Linked DNA regions of Homo sapiens: regions 1 and 2 are each linked to region 3. Evidence: read pairs that join two places in POLR2A ChIA-PET (ENCODE). Cell type or tissue: HepG2. All regions are shown on one strand.

The links. Peaks named below come from ENCODE experiments on the same cell type or tissue, not always from the same donor. Only the 100,000 strongest peaks of a DNase experiment are listed, where the experiment ranks them.
Region 1: POLR2A ChIA-PET joins it to region 3 with 6 read pairs; 5 of 35 experiments call an interaction of 5 or more read pairs at or near these places.
Region 2: POLR2A ChIA-PET joins it to region 3 with 5 read pairs; 11 of 35 experiments call an interaction of 5 or more read pairs at or near these places.

The regions. Positions count from the first base shown.
Region 1 is chr3:57,979,035-57,987,034 of GRCh38, forward strand. It overlaps LOC105377104 (a long non-coding RNA gene), which reads left to right. Exons shown (of 4, transcript XR_940874.3): 3 at 5,311-5,436; 4 at 6,221-7,594. Among named protein-coding and RNA genes, the nearest start is that of FLNB, 25 kb to the right of the region's middle. In HepG2, no CTCF peak of the experiment used is centred here; a DNase peak (open chromatin) is centred at 4,957.
Region 2 is chr3:57,995,601-58,003,600 of GRCh38, forward strand. No RefSeq gene overlaps it. Among named protein-coding and RNA genes, the nearest start is that of FLNB, 8.8 kb to the right of the region's middle. RefSeq lists an enhancer at 2,217-2,792. In HepG2, no CTCF peak of the experiment used is centred here; DNase peaks (open chromatin) are centred at 3,161 and 4,031; H3K4me3 peaks cover 615 bases.
Region 3 is chr3:58,098,852-58,106,851 of GRCh38, forward strand. It overlaps FLNB (filamin B), which reads left to right. Exons shown (of 46, transcript NM_001457.4): 8 at 1-57; 9 at 3,352-3,489; 10 at 5,108-5,234; 11 at 6,229-6,365; 12 at 7,829-8,000. Among named protein-coding and RNA genes, the nearest start is that of FLNB-AS1, 68 kb to the right of the region's middle. In HepG2, no CTCF peak of the experiment used is centred here; DNase peaks (open chromatin) are centred at 3,250 and 4,260.

The DNA.
Region 1 (8,000 bases), 120 kb before region 3:
TGGTGCCTGGCAGTCACGATTTCATTTCATCTCCATAGTAGCCTTTTGAGCAAGATAATTATCATGCCCTTTAAAAAAAAAAAGTATTTTTTTTTCGAGATGGAGTCTCACTCTGTCGCCTAGACTGGAGTGCAGTGGCATGATCTTGGCTCACTGCAACCCCTGCCTCCCAGGTTCAAGCGATTCTCATGCCTCAGCCTCCCAAGTAGCTGGGATTACAGGTATGCACCACCACGCCTGGCTAATTTTTGTATTTTTAGTAGAGACGGTTTCACCTTGTTGGCAAGGCTGGTCTCAAACTCCTGACCTCGTGATCCGCCCGCCTCGGCCTCCCAAAGTGCTGAGATTATAGGCATGAGCCACTGTGCCTGGCCTATCATGCCTTTTCTAAAGATAGGATGCAGGCTGGGTATGGTGGCTCATGCCTATAATCCCAGCACTTTGGGAGGCTGAGATGGGAAGATCACTTGAGCCCAGGGGTTCTGACCAGTCTAGGCAACAGAGTGAGACCCCATCTCTATTTTTTTTTTTTTTTTTTTTTGAGACGGAGTCTTACTCTGTAGCCCAGGCTGGAGTACAGTCGTGCGATCTCAGTTCACTGCAACCTCCGCCTCCCGGGTTTGAGCGATTCTCCTGCCTCAGCCTCCCAAGTAGCTGGGACTACAGGCGCCCGCCACCATGCCTGGCTAATTTTTGTATTTTTGGTAGAGGGGGGAGTTTCACTATGTTGGCCAGTTTGGTCTCAAACTCCTGACTTCGTGATCTGCCTGCCTCGGCCTCCCAAAGTGCTGGCTACGGGCTTGAGCCATTGCACCCTACCTGATTTAATGAATATTTCTTGAGCACCATGTGCCAGGACATAGGGCCACAAGGCCCCTGTGTAGAATGCCTGGTGTCTTCCAGACATTTGTGAATTTATCCTCCCTGCAAAATTGAGCGCCTCAAAGACAAAGCTGAGAGTTTCCTTGTTTTTTTGTGTGTCTCCCCGGTGCTCAGCCCAAGGCCTGATGTACAGAAGGCACTCAAACATTGCAGATAAGACATAGTAGCGGCTGGGCGTGGTGGCTCACGCCTGTAATCCCAGCACTTTGGGAGGCCAAGGCGGGCGGATCACGAGGTCAAGAGATCGAGACCTTCCTGTCTAACACGGTGAAACCCAGTCTCTACTAAAAATACAAAAAATTAGCCGAGTGTGGTGGCACGCGCCTGTAGTCCCAGCTACTCAGGAGGCTGAGGCAGGAGAATCACTTGAACCCGAGAGGTGGAGGTTGCAGTGAGCCGAGATCGCACCACTGCACTCCAGCCTGGGTAACAGAGTGAGACTCTGTCTTAAAAAAAAGAAAAAAAAAAATGACATAGCAGCATGGGCTAGACTCTGCATATTGAATGCCCCCTGCCCATTGCTAGGAACCATGTATATGTCCCTGAAACCCTCCACCCACAGCTTCATGGTCCGTCAAACAAGAGTTCTTTCAACATGAATATTTTTAGAGCACCCATGTGCTCTAAAACAACAGCAGAGCAGTAAGAGTGCCTGGCACAGGGAGTTTCAAGGGAAGAGTCTGAGAAGTTACCAGAATGTTGTAATCTGTCACAGCAGGATGATTTGCTCTGATGGGGACCATACAGGGTACAAGGTGCATGCAGTTGGGCTATTATCAGGATGAATGGCATAACACATACTGGATAGAGAAGTTGGTGGTTTCCTGTGTGCCAGGCACTGTGTGAGTGCTTTGCAGAAACTTATTTGGGCCTTACAATTTCATCAGGTGGGTACCATTATGATCAGCCCGTTTAATGAGAGGAAGATGGTGGAGGCTCAGAGGGGTTAGATAACTTGCAAAGGCACACAGCTAGGCCGGGCGCACTGGCTCATCTGTAATCCCAAACTTTGGGAGGCCGAGGAGGGCGGACCACCTGAGGTTAGGAGTTCAAAACCAGCCTGACCAACATGGTGAAACCCCATCTCTACTAAAAATACAAAATTAGCCGGGTGTGGTGGCGCATGCTTGTAATTCCAGTTACTTGGGAGGCTGTGGCAGGAGAATTTCTTGAACCCGGGAGGTGGAGGTTGCAGTGAGCCGATATCACGCCGTTGCACTCCAGCCTGGGCAATAAGAGTGAAACTCCATCTCAAAAAAAAAAAAAAAAAAAATTAGCTGGGAGCGATGTCAGGCACCTGTAATCCCAGCTACTCCAGTGGATAAGGCATGAGAATCGCTTGAACCTAGGAAGCAAAGGCTGCAGTGAGCCAAGATTGTTGCACTGCACTCCAGCCTGGGCGACACAGTGAGACTCTGTATCAAAAAAAACAAAACAAAAAAATCACACAGCTAGCAGATCTGGGACCAGAACGTAGGCTGATGGGCTCTTGACCATAGGATCCCCTGGATCAGGGAGACTGGCAGGTGACACTGAATTCTCCTCCTCTGCACCACATAGGACAGATGAAGTCATGTGTACTGATCATGGGGGCAGGGAGGTCCCAGGGTTGAAGGAGCCCCTCCAGGAAGACATGTTTTGGGAACTTCAAATGAAGTCAAGGTCTGTCCCAAATCTCAGGCTCTAAGCTCTGGCCACATCCTGTCAGCAGCATTCCGCCAGGGTGTAGAGCAGAGCGAGGACTGGGAAGCGCTGGGGGTGCAGGGTGGCTGCGGGGTGCACTACCCCAGAGTTCTGTCCTCATGTCCAAACCAACCCTGTTCCCGTGGGCCCGGGGCCCCTGCAGGTTTCCTGAACCAGAAGCGACCTTTGCCTCTCTGCTGCAGGGAGACGTGGGTAAGGCCTCTTCAGGTTTTGGCTGTGCAGGGTAGCTGACCTTTCCCTGTCTCTGAGGACCTCTCCCCACTTCCCTTTTTGTGTCCACCCTACAGTCCGAGCATTATTCATGCCCAAAATATCTCAGAAAGCCACAACAGCCCTGCTCTCCACCCAGGACTACAGTCTCTTGGCCTGTGTTCTTTTATTTATTTATTTATTTTTATTTATTATTATTTTTTGAGATGGAGTCTCACTCTGTTGCCAGGCTGGAGTGCAGTGGTGTGATCTCGGCTCACTGCAAGCTCCGCCTCCCGGGTTCACACCATTCTCCTGCCTCAGCCTCCCAAGTAACTGGGACTACAGGTGCCCGCCGCTACACCCAGCTAATTTTTTTTTTTTTTGTATTTTTAGTAGAGACGAGGTTTCACCGTGTTAGCCAGGATGGTCTTGATCTCCTAACCTCGTGATCAGCTCATCTCGGCCTCCCAAAGTGCTGGGATTACAGGGGTGAGCCACCGTGCCCGGCCACTTTTTTTTTTTTTTTTTTAGTAGAGACGGGGTTTCACCATGTTGGCCAAGATGGTCGCAATCTCTTGACCTCGTGATCCGCCTGCCTCGACCTCCCAAAGTGTTGGGATTATAGGCGTGAGCTACTGCGCCCAGCCGCCTGTGTTCTTTTAAAAGGTCGTCTTCCTTCCTGCCCTTCATCACTTGCCCTCCATGGCCCTTCATGGCCCCTCTGCTTCCCTGGACAAAGCAGAGATGTGACTGGTGTTCCCAGCATTTGTCCACAGACACCATTTTCCTCTCAGGCCCTGAGGTGCTGGACTACAGAGCCGGCCTCCCAGCCACCTGCCATGAAAACCTCACCAGGACCAGTGGGACTCTGTTAAATCTGTTAACACCCCCACTTCGGCCTGCCCTAGACAACAGCTACATCTTGGAAAAAGGAAATGAAACTGGTTTAAAACCTCTCCCAACTGTTCAGAAGGCTCAGGCCCCATTTCCAAGACAGAAGGAGCCAGACTCTTCTGCGCATGTCCCTTTATTTATAGTCACCAGATCCTGGTCCCAACGATCAAGGCTCCTGGGTGGGGATGGTCCTGTGTGATGTATGCAGCACACTCAATGCCCCCCACCATGCCCCTTCAGCCTACACCACTCACCTTAGCCGCCAGCAGCCATGACTTTTTTCTTTTCTTTTCTTTTTTCTTTCCTTTCCTTTTCTTTGATTTTTTTCTCTTTCCTTCCTTCCTTCCTTCTTTCTTTCTTCTCTCCTCTCTTTCTTTCTCGCTCTCTCTCTCTCTTTTCTTTCTTTCTCGAGACAGGGTCTTGCTTTGTCACCCAGGCTGGAATGCAGTGGCAGGAACATGGCTCACTGTATCCTCGACCTCCAAGGCTCAAGCGATCCTCCTGCCTCAGCACCCCAAGTAGCTGGGACTACAGGAGCACGCCACCACACCCAGCTCATTTTTGTATTTTTCGTAGAGAGGGGGTTTCACCATGTTGCCCAGGCTGGTCTCAAACTCCTGGCCTCAAGAGATCCACCCATCTTGGCCTCCCAAAATGCTGGGATTACAGGCCTGAGCCACCACATCTGGCCATGCAGCCGTGACTTTTTCTGATCACAGGAGCTGGCTGTGCTTGCACACATGGTCGGCCGGAGGGTGGTGAGTTAACAGCCCCTCCTCAGTAAGCCCTCAACCAATGACTACTGGTAAATGCAGGCCCCAGCCCTTCAGATGCCTTGGAGGGTACACTCTACCTGGCCCTTAGGTTCCCCTGCAGGATGGAGCTCCAGCTGCTCGCAGGAGCAGCCCACTCATGAATGCACCTTTTGTGGGCTTCCTGTCTTTCCAGCCTCACCTCCCACCTCCCTTGCCAGCACTTCTTGGAATCATTTCCCAAATGAATAACTCCTATGTGAATCCTGGACTTGGGTCTGCTTTTGAGGAAACCCAAACTAAGACAATATCAAGTTGCCAACATTTATTGAGCACCGTCTCTGTGCTAAGCATCGTGCTCAGCATTTCACAAGTCTTAACTCATTTAATCCTATGACAGCCAGCACTATGAAGAAGAGACCGTTATCATTTCCGTTGTACAGACGTGGAAACTGACTCAGAGCATGGGCTTGAGGCCAAAGGCCTCTTCCACTCCACCCATCCTCCATCAGCCTGAATTGCTTTCATTTCCTCAAAATGCTGGGCTCCCACACCTCTTGATCTCTGCACTCTGGGGCACAGGGAGGTTAAATCACTTGGTGACACAGCAATTTAGAGGCTGAGCTACCCAGATTCAAGAGCCATCTCCAGGCTCAGAGCCCACATACTCTGCCACTGTGGTAAGCAAAATATTGGCCCCTCAAGGTATCCAAGTCCTAATCCCTGTAACCTGTAAATGTGACCTTACATGGCAAAAAAGAGACTTCACAGATGTGATTCAGTTAGGGCCCTTGAGATGAGGAGAGTATCCTGGATTATCCAGATGGGCCCCATGTAATCACAGCAGGCTCTGTAAGAGGATCTCCTCCTCCTGTCTGTCTTTCAGACAAAAGAAGATAGGATGACAAAGCAGAAGACCAGAGAGAAAGAGATTTGAAGATGCTACCCTGCTGGCTTTGGAGATGGAAGCAAGGGCCATGAGCCAAGAGGTGTATGTGGCTTTTGGAAGCAGGTAAAGGCAAGGATAGCCCCTGGAGCCTCCAGAAGGAGCCAGCCCTGCTGACGCCTTGACTTTAGCCTAGTGAAACTGATTGCTGACTTCTGGCCTCCAGAATGATAAGAGAATACAGTTGTGTTTTCTTGTTTGTTTGTTTTGAGACAGGGTCTTGCTCTGTCACCCAGACTGGAGTGAGTGGGTCCATTTTGGCTCCCTGAAGCCACTACCTCCCAGGCTCAAGTGATCCTCGCACCTTAGCCTCTCGAATAGCTGGGACCACAGGTGCACACCACCACACCCGGCTAATTTTTTTTTATAGATGGGGTCTCCCTATGGTGCCAGGGCTGGTCTCAAACTCCTGAGCTCAAAGGATCCTTCTGCCTTGCCTCCTAAAGTGCTGGGATTACAGGTGTAAAGCCACCTCCACATCTGACTCAGTTGTGTCCTTTTTTTTTTTTTTTTTTTTGTCAAGATAGAGTCTTGCTCTGTCACCCAGGCTAGAGTGCAGTGGCGTGATCTCAGCTTACTGCAACCTCCGCCTCCTGGGTTCAAGTGATTCTTGTGCCTCAGCCTCCTGAGTAGCTGGGACTACAGGTGCACACCACCATGCCCAGCTAATTTTTCTATTTTTTAGTATTTCACTATGTTGGCCAGGCTGGTCTCAAACTCCTGGCCTCAAGTGATCCACCTGCCTTGGCCTCCCAAAGTGATGGGATTATAGGTGTTGAAGCCACCACGCCTGGCCTAGTTGTGTTCTTTTATGTCATGAAATTTGTGGTAATTTTTTTTATTAAAGTAGCCACAGCAAATTAACACAACCACGGAGCCAGTCCCCACAGCCTGGTCAGGTGCAGCATGATTCCAGACAACAGCAATGAGGAAGCCAGCCTTGTGGAGCTGATGCCTGGCAGAGAACATCACTAAGCAACAGGCATCCTGAGTGCTTGGGTTTGAGGCCCAGCCTTGCTATCTCCCAGCTGTGTGATTTGGACCAAGTAACTCGATCTCACCTCACCTGCCTGATGAGATAACAGGATTTTGTGAGGTTTATATGTATCTTTGGCTCTTGGAACAATGTCTGGCACAGAGTAATTTACAAGGGCTCAGTAAATCTGTCATTTATGGCCTCCCCATGTCAGCAGCTAGGTGGCTGGCCACAGCCCTCGTGGTGGAGTGAGGCTGGGATCTGGGGCTGGCCAATGAGAGGCCCAAGTCTCCTTGACTGGGGGATCAGCCATGGTCACCAGAACCAACTCACATCAGCCCTGGACTTTGGCTGGAAGTTCTGGGAAAGAGGTGCTCTCTCCCTGTTGGGATCTTGTTGGGATTCTCGAGGAGCTCGGCCTGGAGAAGATGGCGGGCATTTTTGTCACCACGAGGGGACAGCCTGCCTGAGAAGGAAGCCAACAGGAAGGAAGGTGGAGACCAGGATGGAGCAGGGCAGCTCTTGATGACGTCACCAAGGCCCTAGATCCAGACTTGCCTGAACCACCCCTTGGACTGTCTGGTTCCAGGAACCAATCACTACCCCTTTTTGCTTTAGGAGTTTTATCTGGGTTTCTGCCACTCACAACCAGGAGAGTCCTGACTGATAGACAGGGACTCAATGAACACATGTTGATTGAGTGACTGAGTGAGCATTCAGGGCTCTGGCACTGTCCTGAGCCCAGTAAATTTTGGGATGATTGTGTGGTAAGTGTCTCGCCTTCCTGTAGGACCATAGGGACTTGCAGGGGATTCTTCATTTGACTTGGGAAGATGCCTTCTTCGTCCTCCCTGCTTGCAGGGCTTGGCATCGAAGTCTAGGTTCCTTCAAGAGAAGGCGGAGGTACTGTGCACCTGGCCCAGGAGGCCAAATCCCTGTTTTCTTCTCTCTGACCCAAATTTCCCCAAACAGCGAGGTCTCAGCTCCACTTGGAGAGGGGAGATGGGAAAGAGGCTGGCTGCTAGAGTCCAAAGCAACAGCCCAGGAAATAAGGGCCTTTATTAGTCCCATTTTACAGATGAAGACACTGAGGCCAGAGAGCCGAAGTTATCTGTCTTCAAACCCAGGGCCCACCAAACAGAACTCAACTCTATCCTTGCTTCCAAACCACTGCTTCCTCCTCCTTAGCCATTTTCCATCTGGTGTTGGCGTTTTTTTTCCTGGCTTTCTTGCCCTGTCATATTTGGATACTCTGTTTTTGTTTGTTTGTTTGTTTTTTGTTTTTTGAGATAGAGTGTCGCTCTGTCGCCCAGGCTGGAGTGCAGTGGCGCAATCTGGGTTCACTGCAACCTCCGCCTCCCGGGTTCAAGTGATTCTCCTGCTTCAGCCTCCCGAGTAGCTGGGATTACAGGCGCCACCACGCCCAGCTAATTTTTGTATTTTTAGTAGAGACGGGTTTCACCATATTGGCCAGGCTGGTCTCGAACTCCTGACCCCAGGCAATCCCCCCGCCTCAGCCTCCCAAAGTGCTGGGATTACAGGCGTGAGCCACGGCGCCTGGCTGGATACTCTGATTTCTTATAATTACTCACTCCTTGTTCTTAGGTCAACGAGAAGAATGCCTGGGAGTTGGCTGGACCTGCTTTGTGTCTCT
Region 2 (8,000 bases), 100 kb before region 3:
ACTCCAGCCTGGGCGACAGAGTGAAACTGTCTTGAAAAAAAAAAAGTAAAACTTATCATTTTACCTCATCATGATTGCCTTGGCCCACTGCTATAAATCCTTTCAGGGTTTATTTTTTTTCTTATCCATGTACAGAACTGGACTGAGACATATAGGTGCCCTGGGCAGCCTAAAAAGTTGGCATCCCCTCAACCTGATATTTGTAAGATAGTTTTTCAAAATGTATTTAGGCAGAATGTGGAGAAACCAATTTTCTGTTAATGAAAAATAACATTCCTCTTTCTTTTCAAAATAAAGGATTTATTACAGGCACAGAATGTAAGCTGGCCTTTTGACTTATTTGGAATTGTCTTGGAATTGTAGTTCTCCAAGCCAGTCAGCTTTTTGGAGCTGCCTTTTTTTTTTTTTTTTTTGAGAAGGAGTTTCACTCTTGTTGCCCAGGCTGGAGTGCAATGGCACGATCTCAGTTTACTGCAACCTCTGCCTCCTGGGTTCAAGCGATTCTCCTGACTCAGCCTCCCGAGTAGCTGGGATTACAGGCATGCCACCACACCCAGCTAATTTTGTATTATTAGTAGAGACAGGGTTTCTCCATGTTGGTCAGGCTGGTCTTGAACTCCCAACCTCAGGTGATCCACCTTCCTCGGCCTCCCAAAGTGCTAGGATTACAGGCATGAGCCACAGCACCCGGCGGAGCTGTCCTAAAGGGAATAGGATCAGGAGCTGCGCTAACAAATCACTAGGTCTTGGGCGCAGCATGCAGCCTGGACCAAAGACTAAACTGACGTGACCTGACAAGTCCTGAGAGAATCTGTAGCTGGACTCTAGTGCTGGGGAGGAGGGTGTTTTCGTTTCCCCCAGTGGGTGCTATATACCTCTGATCACCGGGGGTTACAGGTCCACCTCATGTGGAAACCTGAGTTACCTGGCACCGTGTTTCCATTTCTTTCAGTCCTGTTTTGGCTCCCCTCCTAGACTGGTTCCCTGGGAGGCTGCCCGGCTGATGAGCAACTTAATCCATACATACATTAACATACATTAATCCATACATTAACATATATTAGTGCTTTTTTTTTTTTTTTATTTACAGACAGAATCTCACTATGTTGCCCATGCTGGTCTTAAACTTCTGGGCTCCAGTGATCCTCCTACCTCAGCCTCTCAGCCTTCCAAGTAGTTGTAGAGATGGGGGTCTTGCTATGTTGCCCAGGCTGGTCTCAAACTCCTGGGCTGAAACAATCCTCCTGCCTCAGCCTCCCAAAGCACTGGATTATAGGTGTGAGCCACCACACTTGGCTGTTAGTGCTTTTTAAATTGTTTTAACTTTACTTTTAATTTTTCTGAGACAGGATCTGGCTCTGTCACCCAGTCTGGAATGCAGTGGTTTCATCTCAGCTCACTGCAATCTCCACGTCCTATGCTCAAGCCATCTTCCCACCTCAGCCTCCTGAGTAGCAGGGGCTACAAGTGCACACCACCATGCCCTGTACTTTTTGTAGAGATGGGATTTTGCTATATTGTCCAGGCTGGCCTCGAACTCCTGAGCTCAAACAATCTGCCCACCTCTGCCTCCCAAAGTGCTGGGATTACAGTTGTGAGCCACTGCACCCAACTGCTATTTTTGTTTCTAAAATGTGCACACAAATTAAATCATACAAATTCATGCTGGTCTGTAACTTGCTTCTCCCCTCCTCCTGCTTTACAATAAATATTCAGATAAGCCTATATAGATCCATTACATTCTTTTAAGAAGTACAGCTGAGTGCAGTGGTTCATCCCTGTAATCTCAGCACTTTGGGAGACCAAGGTGGGAGGATCACTTGAACCCAGGAGTTGGAGACCAGCCTAGGTGACATAATAAGACCCCATCTCTAAAAAAAAAAAAAAAAAAAAATTATTTTAAAAGTGCCAAAGTAGCCCATCTGATGGATGTACTGTAATGCAGCTCCTTTCAAACTTGAATGAGCACATGGATCACCTTAGGGGTCTTGTTAAACTGCAGCCCCTGATTCAGTGGGTCTGGGTGGCACCTGAGATTCTGCACACTCCCAGGTGACGTCCAGGCTGCTAGTGGGACCACATTTTTTTTTTTTGAGACAGAGTCTTGCTCTGTCACCCAGGCTGGAGTACAGTGGTGCTATCTTGGCTCAGTGCAACCTCTGCCCCAGATTCAAGCAATTCTCCTGTCTCAGCCTCCCGAACAGCTGGGATTACAGGCATCTGCCATCATGCTCAGCTAATTTTTGTATTTTTAGTAGAGGCGGGTTTCACCATGTTGGCCAGGCTGGTCTTGAGCTCCTGACCTCAAGTGATCCGCCTACCTCAGCCTCCCAAAGTGCGGGGATTACAGGTGTGAGTCACCTCGCCCGGCCCTAGTGGGACCACATGTTATCAGTCCACTAGTGAGGGATATTTAGCTTGCTGTAAAAAGTGCTGCAATAAACTTCCTTGAAGATACATTCTGGAGTGCTACAGAATAGGTTTTGGAGTTAGAAAGCAAAAGGGTGGCTGGGCGTGGTGGCTCATGCCTATAATCCCAGCACTTTGGGAGGCCGAGGCGGGTGGATCACTTGAGGCCAGGAGTTCCAGACAAGCCTGGCCAACATGATGAAACCCTGTCTCTACTGAAAATACAAAAATTAGCCAGGTGTGATGGTGGGTGCCTGTAATCCCAGCTACTTGGGAGGCTGAGGCAGGATAATTGCTTGGACCTGCGAGGTGGAGGTTGCAGTGAGCCAAGATCGTACCACTGCACTCCAACCTGGGTGACAGAGACCCTGTCAACAAAAAAAGGAAAGAAAGAAAGAGGAAGAAAGAAGAAAGAAAAGAAGGAGAAAGAAAGAAAAGAAAGAAAGAGAAAGAGAGAAAGAAAAGAGAAAGAAAAGGAAGGAAAGAGAAAGAGAAAGAAAAGAAAAGAGAAAGGAAAAGAACGAAAAAGAAAGAAAGAGACAAAGAAAGAAAGAGAGAAAGAAAAGGAAGAAAGAAAGAAAGAAAAGCAAAAGTTGAGTTCTGATGCTGTCACTGTGTGACCTTGAGCAAGTCACTTCACCTTTCCGAGCTCTCCCCACTCCATAGCAATTCAATGAGTGATCATAAACGCCTCCACTCTTTTAGATAATAGGGATAAGAATAAACACTCTGTTCTCGGGCGCTCTGAGAATAATACTGCTAACTCTGGCTGGCGGAGGAGTAGATGAGATAAGGACAGAAAAGGGCTTTGTCAGCGTAAAGCCATTCGCAAAGGGGAAGCTCTGTTCCAGTTGGAAGGCAGACTGGCTTTGCCAGGTGAGCAGTAGCTAGACAGTTTTCTTTAGCAGAAAAGTGCTCTGTGGCATTTGTCTGCAGTTAAAACAAAATAAAACAGAGTCACACAAAAATCTTCTAAAGAAGTGAAAGTCAGACTGGGTGGAGGAAGACAGCCCACTCATTTGCAAATTGCACATGTGAGATTCTAGTGAGACTAAGGTGGGGTGTGAGGCATGCTCTGGCCATGGGTTCCACCTTGGGCTGGGAAGGGCCAGTGGGAGGAAGTTGAGGCCCTTAGCAGGCCCTGATTCCCCACCTCTGCTGAGGAACAACACGCAGATGTGGAGTGAAGGGTGGCTGCCGCCTTCATTCTCTTACCACAGAAAGGTAAGCTGTGCTTTGGGCAGTTAGGGCTGTGTGTTCTGAAGGATTGAAGAGATCTCCAAGATGCAGAGCTGGCTTCTAGAGTCGGTTAGACTAGGGTTCAAATTCAGATTCTGACACTTAATACCCACAGGAGCTTGCATAGGGGACTTTCTCTTTGAGCCTCAGTTTCCCAACTTGTGCTACAGGGATGATAATGTTAGTACAGTAGTTCTCCTTTGTCCACAGTTTCACTCTCCATGGTTTCAGTTTGCTACAGCTAACTACAATAAAAAAAACATGGAAAATTCCAGAAAGAATTCATGTTTTACATTGCACACCGTTCTGAGTAGCGTGATAAAATCTCACCCTGTCCCACCCTGTCCTGCCTGGGACGTGAATCATCCCTTTGTCCAGTGTGTACACATGCTGTCTACGCCACCTGCTCATGGTCCTCTTAGTTATCAGATTGAAAAAGCATGGGAAATATAGGATTCAGCACTGTGGGCAGCCTCACGCATTCACTGGAGGTCTTAGAACATGTGTGTCACAGATAAGGGGGGACTATTGTATCACACTCAGTAACACACACAGTATTCTTGAGATTTAAAAAAGGATGCGGTGGCTCACGTATGTAATCCCAACACATTGGGAGGCAGAGGCAGGCAGATCACTTGAGTCCAGGAGTTTGAGACCAGCCTGAGCAACATGGAAAGACCCCTATCTCTACAAAAAATACAAATATTTGGGCGTGGTGGTGATGTGCACCTGTGGTCCCAGCTACTCACAAGGCTGAGGTGGAAGGATCGCTTAAGCCTGGGAGGTCCAGGCTGCAGTGAGCTGCCATGACACCTTCGCAATCTGCCTTGGTGACGGAGTGAGACCCTGTCTCCAAAAAAAAAAAAAAAAAAAAAAAGAAAAAAGAAAAGAAAAAAGATAACCCATGTTAAGATACTTAGTGTGGCATTTCTTACATCTGTGAGGATCAAAGGAGAGACTATAGATACAATCACTTAGCCCACTGTGTGAATAAACAGACAGTAGAGAATTGCTGTCATGAAAATTGCTCTGCCCTGCCCCTTCTGATCTCCACCTTGGCTGCTGGATTAAGAGTGGGAGGGTTGGAGTGAAGGCCTGTGCCTTCTTTTTTATTTTTTGAGTCAGGGTCTCACTATGTTGCCCAGGCTGGTCTCCAACTCCTGCGCTCAAGAAATCCTTCCACCTCAGCCTCCCGAATGGCTGGGATTGCAAGGATGAGCCCCCCGGCCGGACTCCCATGCCTTCTTCAAGCAGCCTGCCTGCCAGCAGCCCCTGCCTTATCTCAGGTCAAGGCTGGCTGGTGGCGCCATTTTGAATCTGGAACTGCAAAATGCCATTATCTTTTGCTACCTGGTGGGGAAGGCCTGCCCTCTCAGCACTCCTCCTCTTCTTCCCACCTGAGTGGGCTTCCTCCCAGCACCCTACCCAGATGGTCTCAGGACCTTCACAGCCAGACTGGGGCTGGGGGGTGAGCACACCCACCTGTCTAGGGAGCTGTTGAGAAACCAGCTCCTCCTTCCTCTCAGGGTGGAGGCAAAGGAAATATGCTTCTTTATATTTTGCTTCTCTTTCTTGGTGGCAGGGTGTGGACATTGGTGTAAAATTACAACTGAGAAGGCCCCCGCCCTGGGGTGAGGACTCCTGGGGCCCCACCCTGGGGAGGACATGAATTCATTTTGCAAGTCCTGACTCTCTATCTCTATTTCCTTTGGAAAGCGGGCTTCTAAATCTGGAACCTTCAGCCTGCATTCTTTGGATGTTCAGTCATGAAGGTGCAGTGATGATCATGATAATAGCAGTATTAACTCCCTCAGTTGATACTTATTTGCTAAGTGCTATGCCCCCAGTTTCTCATTTATCAGAAACTCCTGGAAGACATGTTAACAATGGCGGTTACCTGTAAGGAAACAAACTCTGGGTAGCTCCAGGTCCTTGCAGTTAATCATAACTGTTCCCGGGGGACTTTTTTAGTATCCACGCTCTGCCACTCTGTGATCTCAGGCATATGACTACCCCTTTCAGCCTCAGTTGCCTTACCTGTAAAATGGGGATAATAACAACACCTCCTAGGGTTCTTGTGAAGACTAAATGAGATAACATCAGTACTCCAGAAATGGAAGCTTCTATTACTATGGCCACCACTACTTTTACTATTACAAATATCCTGACATTAATATAATGACTACAATAGTGGACCCCAGGACACTGAGAAACCACAGAATGAAGGTTCACCTGGGACCCCTCTCACAGAGCTGGGATTCCTGAATTGTGCAAGTGGGTTTCACATATAGAAATGGAAGTCCAAGCATTAGGAAAAATAACTAATGCATACTGGGCTTAATACCTAGGTGATGGGTTGATAGGTGCAGCAAACCATCATGGCACATGTTTACCTATGTAACAAACCTGCACATCTGCATATGTACCCTGCAACTTAAAAATAAATAATAAATAAATAAATATGCCAGGTGCAGTGGCTCATGCCTGTAATCCCAGCACTTTGGGAGGCCGAGGCAGGTAGATCACCTGAGGTTAGGAGTTCGAGACCAGCCTGACCAACATGGTGAAACCCCGTCTCTACCAAAAATACAAAATTAGGCTGGGCGCGGTGGCTCATGCCTGTAATCTTAGCACTTTGGTAGGCTGAGGAGGGCAGATCATGTGAGGTCAGGAGTTCAAGACCAGCCTAGCCAACAGGGTGAAACCCTGTCTCTACTAAAATACAAAAATTAGCCGGGCATGATGGCAGGTGCCTGTAATCCCAGCTACTCGGGAGGCTGAGACAGGATAATCGCTTGAACCCAGGAGACAGTGGTTGCAGTGAGCGGAGATCATGCCACTGCACTGCAGCCTAGGGGACTGAGAGAGATTCCGTCTCAAAAAAAAAAAAAAAAAGTAACTCGGTGTGGTGGCACATACCTGTAATTCCAGCTACTTGGGGGGCCTGAGGCAGAATTGCTTGAACCTGGAAGGCGGAGGTGAGCTGAGATCATGCCATTGCACTCCAGCCTGGGCAAAAAGAGTGAAATTCTGTTTTAAAAAAACAGATTAAAAAATAAATAAATAAATAAAAGAAAAAAAAGAAAGAAAGAAATGGAGGTCCCAAGGTTAGGATCTTGGTGAGACCACTATGGGTTGCCAACTTATTCACTGGTTTATTTCAACATCAAGCCTATCTCTACTCCTGCACTGACCCACAGGAAAGCCACCAGTAGCCAAAGGTGGCTGTTGAGCACTTGAAATGTGCCAGTCTAAGCTGAGATGTTTTTTAAGTATGAAATACATATTGGATTTCAAAGACAGTACCCAAACAAAGTAAAAATATAAAAATACTTTAAAATATCAATTGCATTTTGAAATGATAGCATTTTAGATCTTCTGGGTAGGGCGATCAGCTTGTTCTGGTTTGTCAGGGACTTTACTGGTTGCAACACTGATAGGTCTGCATCCCAGGAGATACCTTAGTCCTGGGCAAACCTGGTCATTTGGTCACCCTACTATCGGGTTAAGTATATAATTGTCATTAATTTTACCTGTTTCTTTTTACTTTTTTTTTCTTTTTTTGAGATGGAGTCTTGCTCTGCCACCCAGGGTGCGATGGCGCAGTCTCGGCTCACCGCAACCACAGCCTCCTGGGTTCAAGTGATTCTCCTGCCTCAGTCTCCGGAGTAGCTGGGGTTACAGGCATGCACCACCATGCCCGGCTAATTTTTGTATTTTTAGTAGAGATGGGATTTCACCATGTCGGCCAGGCTGGTCTCGAACTCCTGACCTCAGGTGATCCACCTGCCTTGGCCTCGCAAAGTGCTGGGATTACAGGTGTGAGCCACCGTGCCTGGCACCTTTTTACTTTTTGAATGACACTTAGAGGGGAGCCTTAGCACATTAGTGGCTGTTGGGCGGAGTTGATCACATTTGCTCATTTCACCTAGCAGGGAGGAGGGCCCTGGGAGTCACACTGGCTGATAAGTTTTGATGGATGAGTGCGAATGGAGGAAAGTATGAGGAACTGAGGGCCTTGGTCGTGGGGGAGGAAGAGGTTACCAACTCTGCCTGGAGTGAATCTGCTGCTCAGGGGCCCACGGAATGGACAAAACCATGTCCCAGGCTTGGGGAGACCACGGGGACCCTTGGGCAAAATACAGCCTTTGGAGTTAGACCCAGGTTCAAGTCCAGCTTTGTCCAGTCATTACCAGCTGACCAATAGCAAATCTTATCACTTAATCACTAATGAGGGGAACAAGCATTCAAATATAGTCATGTGTACATAATGACATTTCTGTCAACAACAGACAGCACAACACATTACTGTTGTGTTTGTGGTGATGCTGGTGTAATCATAACCTTCTGTG
Region 3 (8,000 bases):
TCTTCTTTGCTGGGGACACTATTCCTAAGAGTCCCTTCGTTGTGCAGGTTGGGGAAGGTGAGTGCTGGGCTGCTGGCCACATGTGCTTCTCATAGGGAAGCTGACTGCACAGCTGGGCAGGGAGGCCAGGAAAACAGTCAGGGCCCAACATTGACCTTATGCCTATCCCTTTTCTGCCAGGGCTACTTCAGCAGTAAGTGGCTTACTTTGTCCTCAATATATTAATATTAATATCTTCTATGAGCCACGCAGAGACCTAAATGCTTTGCTTATATTAACTCATTTACTTCTCTCCAAAACACATGTACAGGAGAGTAATTATCCTCATGGAGGGAGGTGGGACTGAGGCAGTGGGAGGACTCGGTAGCATAACTGAAGTTAGCAGCAGCAACATGGGCCCTGCAGCCTCCATTGCTTGGCCTTTACTGGCCCAGGCACTTACCATGACTGCATCTAATCATTGCACCAGCCTGTGTGTTGCAGGTGCTATTATTATCCCTAGCTTGCAGGTGGAGATGCTGAGGCTTAGATAGCGTTAGGTATCAGTACTACAAGGCATCAGCAGGGCTAGAACCACAGACTCTGTTGGCCTTACCCTTAACTACTCTGCTAAACTCCCTCTGGCGCTGGGGGTACGCATTTTTCTCAAATGTTAGACTCTCTCCCTCTGACTTTGTTGCCCCTTTTTTTCTGTTTTGTTTTGTTTTGTTTTGTTTTCCAACTGTACTACCTTTTCTAACCCACACTTGCCTTTCCCTGTTCTGTCCTCTGAATCTGCGTCTGCAGACGTGGCTTCCTCTTCCGAATCCTACCTCTGGGCCAGCCTGGACCCTGAAGCTGTTGGCTTCCTAGTTGAGACCACTGGGCCAGAGGCCTCTTGCTTGGTAAGGGCTGGTTGGGTGGGACTTCCTTGCCAGTTCTTTGTGCTGCTTGTGAATGTTAGCTGGGCCCGTGTTCTGTGTGATTTTAGGAAACTCTGTGCAGGTGTTATTATTACAGCCTGTCCAGCCGGAACCCAAACCCACTGTCTAATTGCCTTTAAACACATCTAGGGCTTTTTTAGATGGTGAAGGAGCTGGTGGTGCCCTTCAGACTCTAGCCCCATTTAATGTTTATATGAACTCAGCAATTACTCTTTTGATGTTGAGACTGTTGCACATGTTCATAATTTCCATGAGTGTGTGTGTGTTTCTTAAGACACATTAAAGCCCTCCGAGGAAGTCCTGTCATTGTATTGTGACTGACTTCTGGTATGACCAACTTTTCTCCCCTTGACAAAGAAAAAACAGGCAAAAAAAATTCTAACATATTCCTAAGCAAAGCTCTTTTTTACATAAGAGAGCATTTTGAATAGCTTTCCTAATTCTACTATTGTTTTCCAACCTTTCCTCACTCGTGGACTTCCTTTTTCTTTTCTGGCCTGTACATCCTATACTATTTAGCATTTAATGAATAACCTTTTTCTTTTAATTTACTAACATCCTCTCTCCCACCTAAATGATTTTACATATGTAAAAAAAAAATATATATATATTTGCAGGGGCGCGGTGGGAAGGATACAGGGTCTCACTCTGTCTTTTGGGCTGGAGTGCAGTGGTACCATCATGGCTCACTTGTAGCCTCGACCTCCCAGGCTCAAATGATCCTCCCACTTCAGCCTCTTGAGTAGCTAAGACTGTAGATGTGCGCCACCATGCCTGGTTACATTTTTTACCCTTTTTTTTTCTTTTTCTTTTTCTTTTTTTTTTTGTTTTGTTTTGTTTTGAGACAGAGTCTCACTCTCTCACCCATGCTGGAGTGTGGTGGTGTGATCTTGGCTCACTGCAGCTTCTGCTTCCCTGGTTCAAGTGATTCTTGCCTCAGCCACCTGAGTAGCTGGGACTACAGGTGCACACCACCACGCCTGGCTAAGTTTTTTTGTACTTTTAGCAGACACAGGGTTTCACTATGTTGGCCAGGCTGGTCTCGAACTCCTGATGTCAAGTGATCCACCTGCCTCGGCCTCCCAAAATGCTGGGTTTACAGGCATAAGCCACCATGCCTGACCTAATTTTTCTTTTTTTTGTAGAGGTGGGGTCTCACTCTGTTGTCCAGACTGGTCTTAAACCCCTGGACTCAAGCAATCTCCCCGCCTCAGCCTCCCAAAGTGCTGGGTTTACAGATGTAAATTATTTTATGTTAAAAGAAACTTTATATCACTTTCACAATGGAAAACCAAAGTCACTTGCCATAAAGTGCCACCGTAAGCTTATGTTCATCCATAAACCATCTAAAATCATCTCTAACTCCAAGGGTATGTGTATGACTCTTTGGGAAGCAGTTGTTTGCCAAATAGCCAGCTAAGGCCATTGCAGGAAGGAGGAACCAGAGGAGGAATTACCTTCCGTCTGTGGAGTAGAGTCCCGTCTTCTGGAGTCTGTGACCTTCCTGTATAGAGATTTGTCAAATTTTCAGTGTTAGATTTGGAAAGGAAAAGCCACTTAATAACATGACATTTTCCCCACTAGTCTCCCGTTTCTATTTACTGAAAAGGTTGTCCGTGCTGGGCAGAAGATTTATTCTAGGGCATAAAGGTATCTTTTATCAACCTCTAGATACCATGGAACAGTAGTTCTGTGGACATTTCAAGTAAGGCATATTGGAAGCTATCTTCGCCCTTAACTTTTAGACTTACAACTCTAGGTTTTCAAGCTAGACCCGGAAATGAAATCAGCAATGGTGTTTACTGCTAATTATTGCCTTTATAGCCACCCACATTCTGAAGGCCTTGTAACAGACAGCACGAAAAGATTGGTCTGCCTCAGCCAAGGTGGGGCTGAACTGGTCTCTTTCCAAGCTGTGTTGGTTGTTTTTGCCTGGTTGTTCAGGCGGAAGACAACAACATTTAGACACTTAAAAATGGCTGACCCAGGTTTTGGAACCCAGACAGGCATTTTCAAGTACTGCATTTTCCAAGAAGACTTGAAAAAGTCCAGTCTATCCAATTACTGAGCCCTTGAGTATGGCAGTGAGGTTTGAATAATGTCCAGCACTCGGCCTTAACTCCCTTTCACAAATGAAAGGTTAAATGCTGGAAGCAGGAGCACAGCATGGATTTGCTGTGCTCTCCTGTTTTCTTTGCCAAAGTCACTTTTCTCCAGTCCTTCTGTGGTGTCACTGGACAAAGTTATATTGTGTCTGTATTTGCTAGCCTGGTGTGCTCCCTGAGTGGGACCCCTGGTCTTGGGCAACTACTGCATACTATTTGTGCAAAGCAAATATTTTCTTGGCGGGTGGCTCCAGGTTACCTTGGCTTTCACGACTCTGACTAAAGAATGAAAGATTGAATTGATGTCAAAACTGTGCTTGCAGCCTGCAATCCAAATGCCTGCCGGGCCAGTGGCCGAGGCCTACAACCCAAAGGCGTCCGTATCCGGGAGACCACAGATTTCAAGGTTGACACCAAAGCTGCAGGAAGTGGGGAGCTCGGTGTAACCATGAAGGGTCCTAGTAAGTGTTCCTTTGTTTCTCTATCTCAGGTGTGGTTTTGGCTAACTTTGCAGCCATGGCATATGGATTTCATCCCACGGCCAGTTGTCCTCAATAATCCCAGAAGGCTATGTCAAGGATTTGAGGCTATCTGGGCTCCTTGGGGAAGACGGCAGTGATTGATTAGTAATGTCTGCCCTGGATGCGGCCAGTGGGTGGCTTGACAGCTTTACATTACATCAAGACTTCTGGGAGTAGAAAAAGCAGTGATGTAAAGGAGTTGGGGAAATGCTGCTGTTGGAACAAGTGGCTCATTTTTTATTTTAGACATCTGGGCTCAGAGAGGAAGGCTCTTGCCTAAGGTCATACAGCGTTTGTAATCATCTGAGCTGGAATTCAAGCACAGTCTCCAAAGCCAGTGATTTTCCCACTACAGGTTACATTTTATAGAGTATGAAATTATGTCAAGTACTTAATTACTATGATCAGTGCTTATAGAAGGAGAATAAAATTCCCTAAGATTAAGTTTTCTTTGTAGATAAATGCCATTTGTGGAGGTACAGGTTAAACCCTGCAACCCATTCTCTCTCCCTCTTTTGGGGAAGGAGACAGCAGATGTGGGGATGGGTGTCTTCACTTTTTTCGTTGGAACAGAGAAGCATTTCAGCACTTCTAGTCTCGGGTGTAGCAGCCTTTGGTGGTTTTACTCCCATGCCTGTGGAATCTTGAGCTTCCTGTACCAGGATTGCTCTTACCTTCTGTGTTCCCAACAGGCTGGGGCAGGAGCATTCTGAGCTCCAGAAAGTTAATATTTGACTTCACAGCACCAGGCTTTGGGTCAGGCTGTGCCCTGAGGGTAGCCGAGGTTCTAGACTGCCCAGACCTGGAGTCAAGCTGCTTGGGGACTGTCTTCCCTCCCAGATTATTCCAACAGGAGCCAAGGAGGGTGTGTGTGTGTGTGTGTGTGTGTGTGTGCACGCGCGTGCATGCCTCTGCGTATGTGTGCGTACGTGTGTGTTTTCTCCTGACCTTGAATACTTGCTTGACTCAACGGCTTTCCTGGCCAAACCTCAGGGCTCAACACAAAACAAGTTCCTGCCTGATGGCTGGGTTTGGAGTTTGCAGCGTCACATCTAAAACCTGTCCTCTTGCAGATAGCGTCTGAGGACTTTCTTGCTTTTGTTGTCCAGCTTTAGATGGAAAAGTATACGCTGGAACACTGAACCTAAAACTCATACCAAATACTTCTAAAGGTTTACTTCTTCCCCAGTTTTTGTGGGGGACTAGGAAGGGTAGCTATGATTATTGGGAAATACTGAAATGTGACTGGATTTATCTTTATGCAGGCCCAGGGAGTTCAGGACCTCAGGGCCCCTCGTAGCCAAGCAAGATTTCTAAAGCCAATTAGCTGGGAAATCCTCCATTTCCTCATACCTTGAAGCAGAGATGGCTGTGTTTTTAGCTTTGAAATAATCTCCCAGGCTTTGAGGGGAGAGGTCCCATACTCTGGGGCAGCCCACTTGGTTTTTATGTATGGTTTATGTTTTGTTCAGTGTGGCTGCCTCTCTGTTCTTGTCCTTTTGATTCTCATTTTGGGCCTAGGATTGTGTTGGAAAGATTATCTCCTTCCTTCCCACAGAGGGTCTGGAGGAGCTGGTGAAGCAGAAAGACTTTCTGGATGGGGTCTACGCATTCGAGTATTACCCCAGCACCCCGGGGAGATACAGCATTGCCATCACATGGGGGGGACACCACATTCCAAAGAGGTGAGGCTCCTGCTGCAGAGGGGTCTTCTCTGGAGGGTGCTCGGCCCAGGGCGGACTCATGGGTAGTTGCTTCCCGGGCTGCAGGAGGGAAAGAGATCTGCTTTGTTGAAAACTTTTTTTTTTTTTTTTTCGGAGCAGCACAGACATTTGGCCTGTTCTCAAAAGCAGCAGAAAGTTGCTGTGGTTTTAGCTGACTTGCTTTAAATCAAATGCTGGTGGTTAGGGGCTGGTGGGAGGCAGGGGAGGCAGAAGGAGCAGTTAGAGCAAATGGGCTGTGTGTCTAGATGCCCGCATATAAACTGAGATTCTCTTTTTCAATGAACTCCTTTGTTCATGAATGCCACGGGGCAGAATCTGCTGTGGTTTACATTAAGACCGTCTACGTGAGTGCTGTCAGGGGCCAAGGGACGCAGTCTACAGCTTTGCCTTGTGGGCATTGCACTTGCCCCTCTGCGTTCTGTGTTTTCCAGCTCCCCTGGAGGTGCAACTTTAAACTCCGAATAAATTCAGTTAGCCTTGAGAAATATTTGGGCATTATTGGGTTCCGAATACCTACCACGCTTTTTTTTTTAAGCCTCCCATGCCAAGGTTACAGCACATTCATTCATGTATGAGATAAAGCCCATTCAACCAAGTTTTCTGGTTATAGCATAAGCAGGATATAGTGTGTGGACTCTCTCACTTTCCAGGGTCATAGTCTGGGGAGGCCTGCACACAAAGGTAAAGGGCCAGGAGGCTGGTGCAAAGCAGCGTGGCTTGAGTGCCAACCCAGTGGCCACCTGAGCTCCCAGAAGCAGTCACATTACATTATATTGTTGACATAACAGTAGCTATGGGTGAGAGGCCTGCAGGAGGAAGGGCTTGGCTGCAGTTTGGGATGCCAGATGAAAGGATCAGGCAAGTGGAAAGAATGTGCAAAGGAACTGCAGCTTATGGCTATAGTGACACCTTACTTTACTCTTCTTTGATGCTTCTTCTATTCCTTTCCCTGTAGCCCCTTTGAAGTTCAAGTTGGCCCTGAAGCGGGTATGCAGAAAGTCCGTGCTTGGGGCCCTGGGCTCCATGGTGGGATTGTCGGGCGGTCAGCGGACTTCGTGGTAGAATCCATTGGCTCTGAAGTGGGGTCTCTGGGTAAGTGGACACAGCTGACCAGCATCTTCTGGAGGACTGAGGATTACAGGGCTTCCGGGCTGTGTCAGGCTGGATGTTGGGGCCTTGCCTAGCCTCAATACCTTTAGCTTCCTGGCCTCCTGGCCACCCTAAGCCATCTCTGCGTGCTGCTGTACATTTGCAGTTGCCTCTGATACCAGCATTGATTCATTCAGGAGACCTTGAGGGCAGAAACCTTATGTGGGTATTGTGCCTAAAACAATGCTTGGAACGTAGTAAACACTTAGCAAATAGTGTTGACTGACCTTTATAGTTTAGATGAATGAATGAATGAATTTTGCTGAAATTTGGATTTGGAAGATAAATATTTCCTTTGGAGCACAGCTGAAGTATATTTTAAATACATGTCTAATGTATATATGATCATTTTATATCAGGAGTCAGCCAGCTTTTTCTATAAAAGGCCAGATGGCAAATATTTTCCACCTGTGGGCCTTATGGTCTCTGTCACAGTTATTTGACTCTGCCGTTGTAGCCTGAAAGCAGCTATAGGAATACGTAAACAAACGTGTGTGGCCATGTTCCAGTAAAACTTTATTTGCAAAAGTAAGCAATGGGCCAGATGTGGCCTTCAGACTGTCGTTTAGCAACCCGTTTTAGGTAATAGCAATAAGCAAAAGAGAAAAATAAGAAATCACATTTAATTTTCCCTTCTAGAGAGATGATATGAATCGTCTTGTATATTCTTAGTCTAGAGATAATATTAAGTCTTTTAGTGTATCCTTCTAGACTTTTTTCTCTATATATGCATGCAAATATTGATTTGGTACAGAAAATATCTTAGACAAGTCTTTATATCTTTATGCGTAAATATAGGGTATGCCTTCATTTTCCATAGCTTCCATGGAATTCCATTGTATGGCTCTATCCATTGTCAGGCTCTTCAGTTATTTCCAGGGTTTTGCTATAAAAACAGTGCTGACTGTGTATCCTTGGTAATTGCCTTCAGATAAAAACCCAGAAGTGGATTTGGTGGTGCTAAGAGTGGGTGTTGGTTCAAGGCTTTTGCCACATGTTGCCACATCTCCAACAGAAGGGTTTGCTGGTTGGACTTCCCCTGTTGGATGATGATAAAATACATATAATGTATTTAATACTATATATATATATATATATATATATCCTCCTGGCCTCAAGTGATCCACCTGCCTCGGCCCTCCCAAAGTGCTGGGATGACAGGTGTGAGCCACCACACCCAGCCCAGGCCTACATTTGAAAAAAAAAAAATATATATATATTTTCCACCCCTTCCATCTCTACTGAAGACTTAATGAGCTTGGTTTTGGAAGAAAGGGATACAAACAGATTTCAATCTTCTGGCCAACACTTGGCTTTTAGGGAGGCAGCGGGAATGAGCTGTCGTAACATAGAATAGGTGCTTTCCACCATATAACCAGGGAGACCCTTCCACCTCCACCCCCTAGGGTTTGCCATTGAAGGCCCCTCTCAGGCAAAGATTGAGTACAACGACCAGAATGATGGATCGTGTGATGTCAAATACTGGCCCAAGGAGCCTGGCGAATATGCTGTTCACATCATGTGTGACGACGAAGACATCAAGGACAGCCCGTACATGGCCTTCATCCACCCAGCCAC